Regions from separate parts of the Homo sapiens genome. Here region 1 is linked to region 2. A link is an interaction called in ENCODE POLR2A ChIA-PET data of the cell type or tissue named here. Cell type or tissue: PC-9. All regions are shown on one strand.

What was found. Peaks named below come from ENCODE experiments on the same cell type or tissue, not always from the same donor. Only the 100,000 strongest peaks of a DNase experiment are listed, where the experiment ranks them.
Region 1: POLR2A ChIA-PET joins it to region 2 with 13 read pairs; 9 of 35 experiments call an interaction of 5 or more read pairs at or near these places.

The regions. Positions count from the first base shown.
Region 1 is chr14:39,395,730-39,403,729 of GRCh38, forward strand. It overlaps FBXO33 (F-box protein 33), which reads right to left. Exons shown (of 4, transcript NM_203301.4): 2 at 6,672-6,782; 3 at 5,447-6,132; 4 at 1,955-4,058. The coding sequence ends at 3,787. Among named protein-coding and RNA genes, the nearest start is that of FBXO33, 33 kb to the right of the region's middle. In PC-9, no CTCF peak of the experiment used is centred here; no DNase peak of the experiment used is centred here.
Region 2 is chr14:39,110,849-39,118,848 of GRCh38, forward strand. It overlaps GEMIN2 (gem nuclear organelle associated protein 2), which reads left to right and starts at 3,475. Exons shown (of 10, transcript NM_003616.3): 1 at 3,475-3,627; 2 at 3,981-4,065; 3 at 7,151-7,240; 4 at 7,692-7,751. The coding sequence starts at 3,491. LOC105370459 (a long non-coding RNA gene) reads right to left here and starts at 3,981. Exons shown (of 2, transcript XR_943771.3): 1 at 3,614-3,981. RefSeq lists enhancers at 1-454, 3,535-3,754. In PC-9, no CTCF peak of the experiment used is centred here; a DNase peak (open chromatin) is centred at 3,413; H3K4me3 peaks cover 2,131 bases; H3K27ac peaks cover 1,363 bases.

The sequences.
Region 1 (8,000 bases), 280 kb after region 2:
TAATGAGTCCTGGGGTGGCTGGAGCCTGGGTTGGTTGCCTTCTGATGCTTTCAGGCTCTTCTGAGCAGTGGGAGTGGAGCTGATTCTGAAAGTAGGCCCTGGACAGAGAGCAAACTCAGATACTCACTATTCCTAGCCAGATGAGTCACTGTCCATCACAGAAAAGGGTGGGGGGGGGGGGGGGGGGGGGCGTCTACAAAGCTGTGAAAGAAATACGTTCCAGGTGTCCAAAGAGCAGGAAGGAAGCCCAAGTGTGAGGCCCCCAGGTGTGGCTAGTTGGATTTGAAAGGGTTGGGAGCTGGAGGTGGGAGGAGGGCTCCCTGCAGCCTCTAATTGCCTTCACATATATATAAAGTTGGTGGCTGTTTACTCTTCAGTGGTGTCTCACCTAGCAGTAGGATTATGTAAGGGAGATTACAAATTAGAGCATCATGATTTTAAAATAATTGTAATAAACATCAATTTGAATTTGAACTTAACTCACAACATTATTTCCCAAAGAAGGAAGCGTTAAATTTCTTAGTTTCAACTGCATAAATTAACGAATGGTTATTTTTAAAAAAGACCTAAAAATTATTACCTGTTTGTGGGGTGTTTCTCATTGGTGACAGTATTAAAACATTTTAATCAAATGTCAATTAAATCAATTAAAACATCTGGCAAGATTTTATTTGAAAGTTCCATACAAATTCAGTATTTTTCCTCAAATCTTCTACATTTTTTCATCAATTATATAATTTAAAAAAAGTAATTTTTTTCTCTAATTCTTTCTGGTTTATACCAGTATGCTGTACAATATTTTCTATGTGTGCTACAACATGACAAAGGTTGGGAAACATTGATACAATGTGGTATGGTCCCTGGGTATTATTCACATCTGCTGTGTTACTCCATTAGCACTGTGTTATGTTACTGGCTTCATAAGGATCCAATATGACTCATGCTCTAAGTCCCAAGCAAGTTTCCCCATCTTTGTGTTCAATTTCTGCATCTTTGTGGTGGGGAAATGGAAAGTAATTTTAGATAGATATGTAAATTTCATATAGTTTAATAAGCTATGTTTTGAAAATATTTAATACCTTGGTTTAAAGATGATCTTGTGTATCTGTGAGCTACTGAGCTAACAGCAATGGAAAATTTCAATGAAGAATCGGAGTTTTAGCTAGCCAAGACCAATCCTTCATTTTAGAGATGAGGAAACCAAAGCTGAAAGAGGAGTCTGTGCTCAAGTAGAGCCAGAGCTTAGACTAGAAAACAGATGTCAAGCCTCCCAAATTTAGAGCTTTACTACAATAACCTTAACTTGCATGCTATTCATATTAGTAGACTTTCCTTTTTCGTACATTTTGGGTACGTCTTAAATATATACTTAAACATGTTGATTCATTCAAAGGACTCAGATGTGTCCAGGAAAGTAACGAAGTGGTAAGTAAAAAGTATAAGGACAATTATTTGTGAACACCAGATTATTCCAAGATAAAGCAGTGCCTGGAAGAGTCAATGTCTGGAATGATAAGGAAGGGAAGATGGAAGGAAGAAAAGAAGTCCTTTTGTTTCCTATGAATAAGAGCTGTGAGTCTCAACAACCAAGAACAGAGATCAGAATACCAAAATAAATAAAGGAATATAGGGGTTTATGAAGAATTTAATATTGGCATATCTAAGTATTTTTGCATTTGGTATAGGAATCTTCTTTTAAAAAAGCAGCCCCTCTAGTCTATAAATTAAGTTTTACCATATTGATAATGTAATGTATTCTAGGTGCATAATATACTGAGATTTTGTGCTAAGAAATCCAGTGTTTGTTTGCTTTTAAGCTTGTATTTTGTCAAAGTGAATTTCTGTAAAAAAATCTTCCAAACTATTCAGCTAAGACTTTTTATAATGTATCTCAAATTTAAGCTTTGCTGCACCAGAATACAACCAGAATACTAACACATTATTATACACAATATAAGGATTATTGCAGTTTATTTAACACTAAAAGTAGTCATGCTTCATATACAATAAAATATATTACAATGATCATTTTTAATGCTTTATTCATTGATTAAAAGAATATACATTTAACATAAACCATACAACATCAGTCATCAGGTCAAACATTCAGCTGGTTTCCTTACAGTTTCTGTCAGGAGTTATTTTATCTGATCACATTTATAAGATAAAATCTCACCACATCTGGCATTTACACACACTGTGCCAGTGGATTCACACTACTGATGTACATATAAAATCCGCATGGTATGTGCTCACTGGAGACAAAACAGTGCACACCTGTCAAAAGGTCATTTTAATATAAGATGGTAAAACCATTTGTAAAACACATATAAACTTTTTTCCATAAATAGAATCATATCTGGACATCTGTTGCATAAATTGTGTTTCCAAAGCTTACAATAGAGCAGCCAGGTCTCAGCACTGCTGGGCACCCAGGTTGGCTACTTACTTTATTATTGCAGACTGTCCTTTAACATTAAATGCACAACATTCGTACCACTTAAAACTGGGGTCAGGTGGAAGTCTCACAGAGACCACGTCTGTACCGCGGTTGCCCTGAAACAGTTAATAGGCTTTTAAAGCCTCTCAGATATAACAAGGTTTTAAAACATACTTCATGGAATGTTCTTCATGTATCATAGCAGCTCATACCTGTGATAGAACAAGCTTTCAGTTTTTCCTTTCTTTCCTTTACATTCACTATTCACAGTGAAACAGGTGCATGTTTTTTTTTTCTTTTTTTTTTTTTTTTGTTTTGTTTTTTCAGAGTTCTGAGGTTGCTGACTGAGCCACAGCACAGCTGTGTACCACAGGTCGAAATTCGACCTTAAATATTACAATCTAGCAGTATCTGGCTGGCCAGAGTGGGCCGGCCCCTGCCAGCATGTGGGCACTTCTTCATTAAGTCTATTCTTTGGCAGCTGACACGCGTGCTGACAGAGAAAAATCCAGTGACTTGTTGCTAGGGATTTCACGACTAATGTTTTTGCAAGCATGTGTATTTACAACTCTGTGTTTTTATTTCCTTTAGGAGATTTTACTCTGAAATACAGTTTCTTTCTTCCCCCACTATTTGAAATCTGGGCTAAATGAATGTGTAATGTAATTGATGAATAAAATTATGTCAGATATAGTTAAAAAATCCAACAATTTCAGTATTCGTGTTTACGTAAATGCATTTTTTTTAAAAGGATTAAGCAATGTTCTAACCTAGTACTATACAAAATTCAAAATGGTAACTGGTGATATCAACTATTAGATATGTAATGAAAGTTAAAGTCTTGGCTTTTCTGTTACAGATAATTCATTTGGGATATTATTTATCTTCCATTTGAAATCAAAATTAATGAAATGCTATCAGAATGCATGGATGCAGTGCATTGCATATAAATCTACCAGGCTATGGATATATATCTATATATGTATAAAAATATTTTGGCTCCTGAGCTCTGAACTCTGACACACAAAGAATAAAAACGTCAAAAAGGCAGAGTAACTCAGTGAAAAATAAAGTTAGCCAGCAACCTCAGACAATCTTCGGCTGTATATCCTTAAGGTTTGGTAACAAGTCCATTAACCGTGAAAGCCCTATACATTGTCACTTTGAACTTCTAAACCAATACCCGACTACGTTCTTTGATCAAGAAGTAGAATATACATATATAATTCTATAAAGCTAATACTGATTAAACACAGCACAAAAGGATTAATTCACACTACTGAAAAAAAAACATAATAGGACCCTACTTGCATATGTAACCACAGGAATTCTACATTAAAAAAAAGCTAAATGTCTTCACTGAAGCTTTGCATCTCTCTGTAAAAATGACGATTTGGTTCAGTGAAGACACTGAGTGATTCGATGTCCATGACTGCATGCCAAGGTTGACCCAGGCCCAGGGATACCTGCTCAATAAGGTTATGCACTGGATCTACATCCTGGTCGGCCAGTTCACCTTGGTCAAAATCAATGCTTTCTTCGGTGACTTCAAGCACTTTCAGATCAGAGCCCCGAAGACGAGCAATGGCAATGAGGTTGTGTGCCCACACCGTGTAACCTGAAAAATAAACAAAAGACAACACTGTAATTTCCTTGCATTTCCTTTTCTCTTTGGTAAGTCTGTCTTTTCCTCATTCAAAGCTTCTAGAGAAGCTTCAAATTTGTATCTCACTTACCGTTTTGGTCTTTTTCCTTTAGAAATATATTGAAATTGGAAAAGGAAACATGGTTGTATAGCCCAGAAAAAAAAAGGCTAGAAGTTGTGTTCAAGAGTTACCGCTATAGGTGGTGAATTGGCAGGTGATCTAATCCTTTATGACACTACTTCATTCAGTAAAATAGACATTTAAAGTATATACAAATAAATTTTATAGCTTTGGGTAAAGATGTACCATAAGGATGAAATTTTTAGTTCATATATGCATGTATCTGTTAACCACACGTGGTAAATGTATTTTTCATTTGTGAAAAATCATCTCCTATAATGCTTTGCGAAGTTATGTAGTGACACTTTAAAGGTAAACTGTTAATTGTCAGTAGCAAATACGTAAATTATAAAACAATCATGTGAATGATATGCACCAACTTCAGAATAATAACTACTTCTGGGAAGGAATAAAGAGGAATGAATACGGGGAGCTTTAGCATAAAGAAGAAAAAGGCTTTAAAAAGACTGGCTTAAATTAACTTTTAAATAACCTGATATGTCTTTAGCCCATTGTGTTTAGCACTTTCAGTATTGATCTAGTCTTTTCTGCTACCTCTGATGACTGGCATAAAGCAAGACTTGAAAAGCAAGGCATACATTCCCAAATACAAATGCACACTAAAAAAAAAATAATGAAACAGTGCTAGTAGGATAGCTAATAAGAGAGTTTAAGACATTCTTATAGACTACTTTGTAATTATCTTACAAGTATCCGAAAAGGAAGTAAATTTATTTGTCAGAATACCAACTCTAGATCCAAATGAGAACAGGTCACATTAAAATGAAAGAAGCATATCAATGGAACCATCGTTAAAAAAATTATATACATTAATACTTTGATACCAAGAATCTAAAAGATGAGGTAGTGAGCATGAAAGAAATCATACATTCTCTTCCCCCGCACTATGTTTTAAGGGGTCGTGTGATTAGAGGAAATATATCTACCACAGGTATGTGTGCTTTCTTAGCTAAATTAATTTCACTGATTTTTTATGAAATACTGCCATTCACATGATGGACAAAAAAGTAACAGGGAAGCTGGAGCAGAACACTTGGGTTTGAATATGATTTTCCTTTTGTAAGTGATATATCTTGCAAACTTTAAAAAGCATAAGAATCTGTATATCAACTTGATACAAGATTTCTTGATACTATAAAGGTCAGTGCTATCTCTTTACTGGCAGAAAATGTTTTCGGTCTAATTCCAGTATCAGATTACAATGAACAAGATCACCTACCATGAATTGCCAGAAGAGAGAGCTTTGTGCACCTCCATGCTAATAAAACCAACGGATCTTCATTTCGGTTGTCACTAAGATCTGGAAAACCAGATGTGTCAATCACATCATTCATTAAAATAAAATGAGTGAGGAACTTGTCATATTGCCTGGATATAAGATCAACAATAGCCCCTGAAACACAAGTGATATAGCTATCAAAATGAATCCTCTCTAGTGGTATACTGGGTTTCAGAATCTTTAACATATCTTCACTCTTGATATCAAAAGCCATTATATAGACCCGAAAGCTGGTGCTCTTTCGTGACAGGGCTTTCCAATGCTCATCATTTGGCATGTTGTCCAGAGACTTGTGCATTACAGAAACATTGTGAACCAGAAGAGACAGTCGTTGCAAAGGCACATGGTTGCTATCAGTTAAGACTCTTGCCATCTCAGCTGTAAAGTCACAAAAATCCAAGGCAAGTGAGTGCAGATTCACAAATCGCTCCAGTTCAACTGCAGTAATAAGAGTGCTGTTACCAGGAATATTATTGTCCAGTAAACTGAGGTGCTCCATGGTGTTGGCAACAGCATTAGAGAGAGATGACAGTGATGTTGGGGTTACTATTTCCAGCATAAACCCACAGGACAGCCATTTCAGTTGCCTACTATTACTCAGGATTTCTTCAAACAGTTGCTGAATTCTATAAGGAAAACACATGCCACAGTGATCCCATTAACATTTAGTTCTAATCTTTTAACACTGACTTTTGAAAATAGGCAATGAAAAGCATGCAATTTTGAGATCTATTTTTCCTCATTAGGTAATTTCGATTCAACCCACAGTAAATACCATTAAAATTCACATTAAAATATAATGAATAAGGTATATTAAACATAAAGATCTATTAAACACGTAGAAATATGTTCCTCATCCAAGAAAAGCACCACTTATACCCGTTTAGTAGAAAAGTAGGATAACATACAATTTATGTTATAGCAAAGGCAAGTAGAGGAATAATTTTAAATAGCAATAATTATCCACTAAGTTACTTGATTTTTCTTAAAGATTTATGAGATGGAATGGCAGATGCTGATCACTGTATTTCACCATTAAAACATTTCCAGGACCTATGTTCCTTTTAGGAAAAAAATCATTACTCTTCTGTTTGTATCTCATAATTTCTTAGGAAAAACATATTATTAATAGTACAACCTCCTTTCCATTAACCATATAACTTACTGTTTAATTTTTTTGCCATCAGGGTCCACCTTGCTGAGGTATGTATTTGACAAACTTCCTTGCTGTTGTAGAACACTTATGTCTCCAAAAAGACTAAACTTCTGAAGGTTCCTACAAGAACAATCATTTAAAATGATTTGCTAAATAATTTATACTTAAAAAATATAAATATAAAAAATAAGAATATGCAAAGGGGATATTCTAGGAAGGTTTCTATTTTATAACTCAATTAGAATCCAGTTAAGTACTTTCAGATTGCTTTATACATATATTCAGATTTTTTTTTTTTTTTTTTTTTTTGAGACGGAGTCTTGCTCTGTCACCCAGGCTGGAGGGCAGTAGCGCGATCCCGGTTCACTGCAGGCTCCGCCTCCCGGGTTCACACCATTCTCCTGCCTCAGCCTCCCGACTAGCTGGGACTACAGGCGCCCGCCACCATGCCCGGCTAATTTTTTTGTATTTTTAGTAGAGATGGGGTTCAGATTTCTTTATACATACAAAGCAACATGATACAGGAGAAGTGGCATAAGCTTTAAAGAACAAGGACCAGGGTATAAAGATTGGTTCAGGAACTAAATTTATAATGACCATGGAAAAGTCTCTTAATGTGCGTGAGACTCAATTCTTCATCAGTAATAACAATACCTACCTTATAGGGTTTAAGGATAAATGACACAATGATATATGACAAACTATGTAAGCTCTAAATTTTATAGAGATGATAATTACAATATAAACATGTCTCAAACCAGTTAATTTAGTCAACATGTTAAATGCTCCAGGGTAAGTCACTGCCCTGAAGATATCTACTCAGTTAAGAAATATTCCTTAACTGAAATCTAAAGAGAACCTTCTCCAGTTTTATGATCAAACCATACAGCTTATGAACAACAGAAGTAGAAAACTATGTAAGGCCAGGTGCGGTGGCTCACACCTGTGGTCCTGGCACTTTGGGAGACCAAGGCGGGGGGAATCGCTTGAGGTCGGGAGTTCGAGACCAGCCTGGCCAACATGGCAAGACCTTGTCTCTAATGAAAATACAAAAATTGGCTGGGCGTGGTGGTACATGCCTGGAATCCCAGCTGAACTGGGAGGCGGAGGTTGCAGTGAGCCAAGATCATGCCACTGCACTCCAGCCTGGGAGACAGACTCTACCTAAGAAAACTAGAAAACTATGTTAAAATCTTTTGGTTTTAGATAATTTTAGCTACAAAACATATAGTTTTCTGATAGTAAAATTGTAAATAAAATAGGAGAAAACTGGATGAAGAGAAAACTCCTAAGTCCAATAATAACGAACTAGATATTTCATTTATAACATAAAACTTA
Region 2 (8,000 bases):
TACAGTGGTGCTATCTCGGCTCACTGCAACCTCTGCCTCCTGGGTTCAAGCAATTCTCCCACCTCAGCCTCCCAAGTAGCTGGGATTACAGGTGCACGCCACCATGCCCAGCTAATTTTTTGTATTTTTAGTAGAGACAGGGGTCTCACCATGATGGCCACGCTGATCTCAAACTCCTGATTTCAAGTGATCCACCTGCCTTGGCCTCCCAAAGTGCTGGGATTACAGGTGTGAGCCACCACGTCCAGCCGGATGACTCTTATACACACTAACATTTGAGAATAACTGAGCCACTTAAAGGGATAGAAAACACAGAGACATGGGAGGCTGAAGCAGCTAGATCATCTGAGGTCAGGAGTTTAAGACCAGCCTGGCCAACATGACAAAACCCGTCTCTACTAAAAATAAAAAAATTAGCCGGGCATGGTGGTGGGTGCCTATAATCCCAGCTCCTCAGGAGGCTGAGGCAGGAGAATCACTTGAACCCGGGAGGCACAGGTGGCAGTGAGCAGTACCACTGCACTCCAGCCTGGGTGACAGAGCGAGACTCCGTCTCAAAAAAAAAAAAAAAAAAAGGAAAATAATAAAAGAAAAGAAAACACAGAGACAGAGATAAACTGTAGTTGGCTGTGTAAGGTTGACTTAACAGATGCCTCCATCATCAATAAACAGCCACATCATCAATAAACACACAACAGAATGTTCTGTTCTCACAATCGTCATGTAACTCCTACAGCTAACCAATCGTGTGAGAAATACTGAAACAAGAATTTTTCCATCATAAACTAAAAACCGGCGATAAATCTCTAAAAACAGGGCACCAGAAGTAGTTCAGTACCTTAGGAATATTTCTTCCTGGGAATAGATGAAATGTTATTGTAGTTTCAGAAGTTCACCTTTCCAAATAGCGTTTTTTCAGAATAACTTCATCAACCAAATATAACTTATCTCATGTGTTCCATATTTCACTGAAGCATTAAAAAATACTTAGTGCAATTTCTGAAAACTTCACTCAAAAAATCATTACTAATTCTTTTAAATAAAATTAGATTTGAAGTAGCACGAAGCTATATTATTACCTCTTCTTTTGGAAAATAATTTATTATTATTTCCCAGGACAACCTTTGTTCCATTCTCCTATTGTCTCCTTTCTTCCTTAATCCATGCATAGTTCTGACACATACTTATGCACAAACTCCAATGTTAGCCATTGTTCCATTGGTAGTTGATTGGCAAGGTAACCTTTTCTCCAGAAAAAAATTGAAAGAAAATGCTAATAATTTACAGTAAAAAATAAAAATTAAAAAAAATGTATTTGTGGCCTGGCCCAGTGGCTCACACCTGTAATCCCAGCACTTTGGTAGGCCAAGGTGAGTGGATCACTTGAGCCCGGGAGGTCAAGGCTGGGTAATATTTTATTTTATTTTATTTTATTTTATTTTTTTGAGATGGAGTTTTGCTCTTGTTGCCCAGGCTGGAGTGCAATGGCACAATCTGGGCTCCCTGCCACCTCCGCCTCCTGGATTCAAGCGATTCTCCTGCCTCAGGCTCCCAAGTAGCTGGGATTACAGGCGCCCACCACCATGCCCAGGTAGTATTTTGTATTTTTACCAAAGACGGGGTTTCACCATGTTGGCCAGGCTGGTCTCGAACTCCTGACCTCAAGTGATGTGCCCAGCTCGGCCTCCCAAAGTGGTGGGATTACAGGCATGAGCCACTGCGCCTGGCCAAGATTCTTTACGGATGCAAAATTTCCTCCACAAAGAACAGCTTTGCAGGGCCATTTCAAAATACGGCAAAGAAACATGTTTTGGGGTCAAATATTTTTATTTTCTTCTTTGTCTCGTAATGTCATTTCGAAGTGAGGTTGAAAAGTAAATCGTGATATATAGGGTTAAATAAAACCCATCTGATGAGAATTTATGATTTGTAGGGCATGACTCCCCAGACCCCTTAGATAGGAATTTGGGCAAAATAAAAAAATCAGGCCGGGCGCGGTGGCTCATGCCTGTAATCCCAGCACTTTGGGAGGCCGAGGCGGGTGGATCACGAGGTCAGGAGATCGACATCATCCTGGCTAACAAGGTGAAACCCCGTCTCTACTAAAAATACAATAAATTAGCCGGGCGTGGTGGCGAGTGCCTGTAGTCCCGGCGGCTACTCGGGAGCCTGAGGCAGGAGAATGGCGTGAACCCGGGAGGCGGAGCTTGCAGTGAGCCGAGATTGCGCCACTGCACTCCAGACTGGGCGACAGAGCGAGACTCCGTCTCAAAAAAAAAAAAAAAAAAATTCAGTTTAGTCCTCACGTCACTACTTACTTTTTCAAATTTGTCCTTGATTATCACCAAAATGTTGGACGACAGGAGTATTTCTCCCTATTCTAAGTCTGTTTTTCCCAAAACCAGTGAAAATTTGTTAACCAAATAACTGTAGTTTGCAGCCAGGTGATATCTTTCCAAGTGTCCCAATTGTTTAGTTACAGTTCCTAAGCATTAAGTACTTAAATAAGCTAAGGACTATCCTCACTTTATCTTCAATTTAGACTTACATCCTGGTTTGAAATCAATTCCTTGCAAACTAAAGGCAGTGCCATAAATAAAAATTTTTAACCTTCTAAAATAAACATCAGTGTTAGAAAATAAGTCAATTGTATTCACTCAATTGTATTTGTTTAGAAATAATCAGATATTATACTTGTTTCTTGCACATTCTTGCCTTGTTTCCTCACCTATGAAATGGAGATAATAATACTATCTACCTAACAAGATTGACCTAACATTTTTGTTAATTTCTGGGTGTTAGCATTAGTTTCATTTTTTTCACTATTTGTATTTAAACGAAGAGATTTTTCTTTAAAACAAAAATTAAAAAGTGCTGGCTATTCTAGGAGTAATATTCATTCCAAATAAACATACAGTGATCTTTGAAGTGGTCAAGCACTAGAAATTTCTGTAGAAAATTAATTTTTCATTCATTTGGCATCGCATAAATCTAGGTTGGAATTGGTTCTTCCTCTTTGGAAGGTCAGTCCCTGCCCTAAGAGAGCGGTATATTACCACCCACTTCACAAGACTGTTCTAAGAATCAAATGAGAAAATGTGTTTATGAAGAGTTTAAGAATTTAGAGCTCCATGAATGATAATTACAGTAATATTGTTCATTAATTCAAAAAACATTTTTAAGGATCCCTCACTACTAGGGATGCATAAAAGTTGCTAACCCTCGGCCTTTACCCAGCGTTAGAAGACAAAACAGAGGGTAAAAGTCCCAGAAACGCGTTCGAACCAATTCAGCTAGGAATTAAATTCTCAGATCCTTTATTACACCACCGGAGCCTTAACCTTGAGGCAAGCAGCAATTTGTTCATGCGCAGTTAACGCTCCCTAAACTGCCACTTGCTCAGCTCCGCGCCTAAGGTGTCTATTAGTACGCCTGCGCTGTGACCTAGAATGGGCGCATGCGCCGAGCGGAACTGGCTGGTTTGAAAACCATGGCGTGGGTACCAGCGGAGTCCGCAGTGGAAGAGTTGATGCCTCGGCTATTGCCGGTAGAGCCTTGCGACTTGACGGAAGGTTTCGATCCCTCGGTACCCCCGAGGACGCCTCAGGAATACCTGAGGCGGGTCCAGTGAGTGATTCGGCCCTGGGCGGGTGGGCTGGTCTTCTGCCCTGCCCCTGGGTACAGCCCTCGGTGCTCTATTCCCGTTCCAGTCTGTTGCGAGTTCAGGTCTATTCAGGATTCTGGATTACATCCTAACGTGGGCGAGTTTCTGTTGAACGTGATTGCACGTATCAAGATGTGTGCTCTTAGATTTGTTTTCAATCCAGATAATTTCAGAAATACATTGTTTAGTACCTCAATTGGAAGTCTGAATTTTTTTCTGATTTCACAATGAACTGTGGAAGTGGATCGCTTGTTTTACTACACCTGAGCAAAGCACAACAGAAATTTAATTTATCGCGTTTATTACTTATTTGTAGGATCGAAGCAGCTCAATGTCCAGATGTTGTGGTAGCTCAAATTGACCCAAAGAAGTTGAAAAGGAAGCAAAGTGTGAATATTTCTGTGAGTTTTATTAACCGTCTGGAGATTACCCCCAACCCCCCAATTAAAAGACTAACGCTCTTCCTATAGTATCTGACAGCATCAATTATGACGTAAGATTTGACTACTCCGTGCAAAGTTAGACATTCGCTTGTACTTTTTCCTTCAGAAAGACAATTGGCATTTACTGCCTCTAAAGAGGCTTTCTGTAACTCTAGCCTTTGTGGAGTGTTGCCCATCTTACTTCAGGACATTATCCAGTCCTTTCAAAGGAGTCTTTAAATGGGTTACTTATGTTATCTTTTATTTTTTGCTTGTTTGTTTGTTTATAGAGAGGGAGTCTCTGTTGCCAGCTGGTCTGGAACTCCTGGCCTCAAGTGATCCTCCCTCCTCTGCCACCCAAAGCGTTGGGATCACAGGCGTGAGCCACCTCACCTGGCCCCTTTATTTTTTAAGGAACTTTTTCCAGTTATTGGATTGGTGTTTAATCTTAGTGTGCTTTGCATGTTCTGAATTTGACCAAGTTTCACTTTTTTTAAGAATAGAAACCCAGATGTCTTACACTTTTTTTTTTTTTTTTTTTGAGACAGTTTCACTCTTGTTGCCCAGGCTGCAGTGCAGTGGTGCGATCTCAGCTCACTGCAACCTCTGCCTTCCGGTTTCAAGCGATTACCGTGCCTCAGCCTCCCGAGTAGCTGGGATTACAGGCGCCCACCACCACACCCGGCTAATTTTTGTATTTTTAGTAGAGACGGGGTTTCACCATGTTGTCCAGTCTGGTCTTGAACTCCTGACCTCGTGATGCGCCCACCTCTGCCTCCCAAACTGCTGGGATTACAGGTGTGAGCCACCATACCCGGCCTTACACTTTTATAGCTACTTGCACACTCTGGACATTTTCATTTATTTATTTATCCAGCACATCTTTAATTAAGCAACTAGGTTGTGCCGGGCATTGGGAATTCAACAGAGGGTAAGACAAAAAAGGTTCCTACCCTTGTAGAGTTTACATACCCTCCTGAGGAAGACAGAGAGTAAACAAGCAAACAAATAATTACATATTGTGATTATTGCTATGAAGAAAATAAGCATGTATAATAATCAATAAATGACAGAACTACTGTAGAGGAATCATAGAAGGGCTCTCTTTTTCCCCCTTTTTTTTTTGCGTCTCAATTTTTCGCCCAGGCTGGAGTGCAGTGGCACAATCTCAGCTCATCACAACCTCTGCCTCTCAGGTTCAAGAGCTTCTCTTGCCTCAGCCCCCTGAGTAGCTAGGATTACAGGCGTGTGCCACCACACCTGACTAATTTTTGTATTTTTAGTAGAGACGTGGTTTTACCATGTTGGCCAGGCTGGTCTCAAACTCCTGACCTGAAGTGATCTGCCTGCCTCTGCCTCCTAAAGTGCTGGGATTACAGATGTGAGCCACCACGCCTGGCCAGCAAAGGTCTCTCTAAGGAGGTGCTATTTAACCTAAGCTCAAAGGAGGGTGGCATTTTATTTTATTTCTTTTTCTTTTTTTTTTTTTTTTGAGATGGAGTCTCAGAGTCTCGCTCTGTCGCCCAGGCTGGAGTGCAGTGGCGCGATCTCGGCTCACTGCAACCTCTGCCTCCCGGGTTCACACCATTCTCCTGCCTCAGCCTCCCGAGTAGCTGGGACTACAGGCGCCTGGGAGAGTGGCATTTTAAATAGTTGATAGTAATTTCCTTTTCATGCTCAAAGTAGTTTCTCTGATACTTGTAATCAGGAAATTTTAATTCAGACACTGTAATTTTTCCTATAATTCCTCTTCAGGGTTTTTTAGTTGATGGACATTTAATGGAACAGAATGTCTTAATATACCTAATTTGATGGATTGATTGATTGATTGATTGAGACAGGGTCTCGCTTTGTTGCACAGGCCAGAGTACAGTGCCACGATCATAGCTCACTGCAGCCTCGAGTTCTTGGGCTCAAGCCATCCTCCCACCTCAGTCTCCCCAGTAGCTGAGATGACAAGCATGTGCCACCGTGCCCAGCTAATTGTATTTTTTGTAGCGACGGGGTCTTGATATGTTGCTCAGGCTGTATGTGCTCTTTTAGAAAACAGAAGTATGGCTGGGCTTAGTGGCTCACACCTGTAATCCCAGCACTTTGGGAGGCCAAGTCAGGCGGATCACCTGAGGTGGGGAGTTCAAGACCAGCCCGACCAACATGGAGAAACCCCATCTCTACTAAAAATACAAAATTAGCCGGGTGTGGTGGCACATGCCTGTAATCCCAGCTACTCGGGAGGCTGAGGCAGGAGAATTGCTTGAACCCGGGAGACGGAGATTGCAGTGAGCTGAGATGGCCATTGCACTCCAGCCTGAGCAACAGGAGCGAAACTCCGTCTCAAAAAAAAAAAAAAAGAAAACAGAAGTAGACAATTTAAAGTTAAGCGTCTTTAAGTACATTTTGCCCATACCAAAGTTCTTATTTTTAATTTTATTGATACATAATAATCATAATTTCATGCTTTATCACGCAGGCACAATAATAATTGTACATATTTATGGAGTATATGTGATATTTTGATACATGCATACAATGTATAATAATCAGTAATTAGGATAGCCATCACCTCATTTATCATTTCTTTCTTTTGGGAACATTCAAATCTTCTAGCTGTTTTGAAATATACAATAAATTATTGTTAACTGTAGTCACTCTACTGTGCTATTGAATGCTAGAACTCATTCCTTCTAACTGTATTTCATACCAGAATTCTTTATTTGTGGTATATCTCTCTTTTTGTTTCTGTTTTGCTATTCTAGAAAGGCAGGTAGGGCTAGATCATATTCTCCAGGCTCATGTCATTTAGATTTCATAGAAACTCCAACTATAAACCTTTCCAGATTTCTCTGATTAAGGTGACTAAGGCTCTTTCCCTAATATTTTTAACTGAGATATAAATAATAAAGTGAAATGCCTACTTTTTTACATCTGCAAAAATATTTTATTTTCTTGTATAATCTTTATTTTATTATACACTTTATCTTGGTTTTACTTTTGCTTTGCAGAGGCATGAGATTCTAGTTTTGACACTAATGTTGATCCTAATATTTGTGAACTTGATCTCTAGCTTTCAGGATGCCAACCCGCCCCTGAAGGTTATTCCCCAACACTTCAATGGCAACAGCAACAAGTGGCACAGTTTTCAACTGTTCGACAGGTAAGTGTCATATTTAATCTAATTAAGCCCCTGTTGGATTTATTTCTGTTCTTAGACTGTAGCTGGAAAAATAAAATTTATGATCCTAAAGTATACAGAATATTCATGAATTAATTACCAAATTATTTTTATAATCATTAGACATGATACAGTTTGAAATATTTTCTAAGTTTTGTTTATTTTTATTTGTTTGTTTATTTATTTCAATAGTTTTGGGGAACAGGTGGTTTTTGGTTACATGGATAAGTTCTTTAGTGGTGATTTCTGAGATTTTGGTGCACTTGTCACCCAAGTAGTGTACTCTGTACCCAATACATGGTCTTTTACATCTCACCCCCTCCCACCTTTCCCATTTTTCAAGTTTTAGATGGTTACAATTTTGTGCAGAAACTGATTTCAGTTATCCATTTTTTGAAGAGTACCATCTAATGTCTAAGTTTTCTTCCTTTAGAATGTGAACAAACATAGAAGTCACTGGAAATCACAACAGTTGGATAGTAATGTGACAATGGTATGTAAGTTTCTCAGTTTTAAGATGTACAATGTATACCTGATTGAAAGAGTCTATATTTACTTCCAGTCGTTAAAGATTCACTTGCCTAGTCAGTGTTACTTTCATTCTCTTCAATATACCATTAATAGTAACAATTCATTACATTAGTAGCCTGGAAAGTATAGATTTTCATGACAAATTTTTTTTTTTTTTTTTTTTGAGACAGGGTCTTGCTCTGTCTCCCAGGCTAGAGTGCAGTCATGGCTC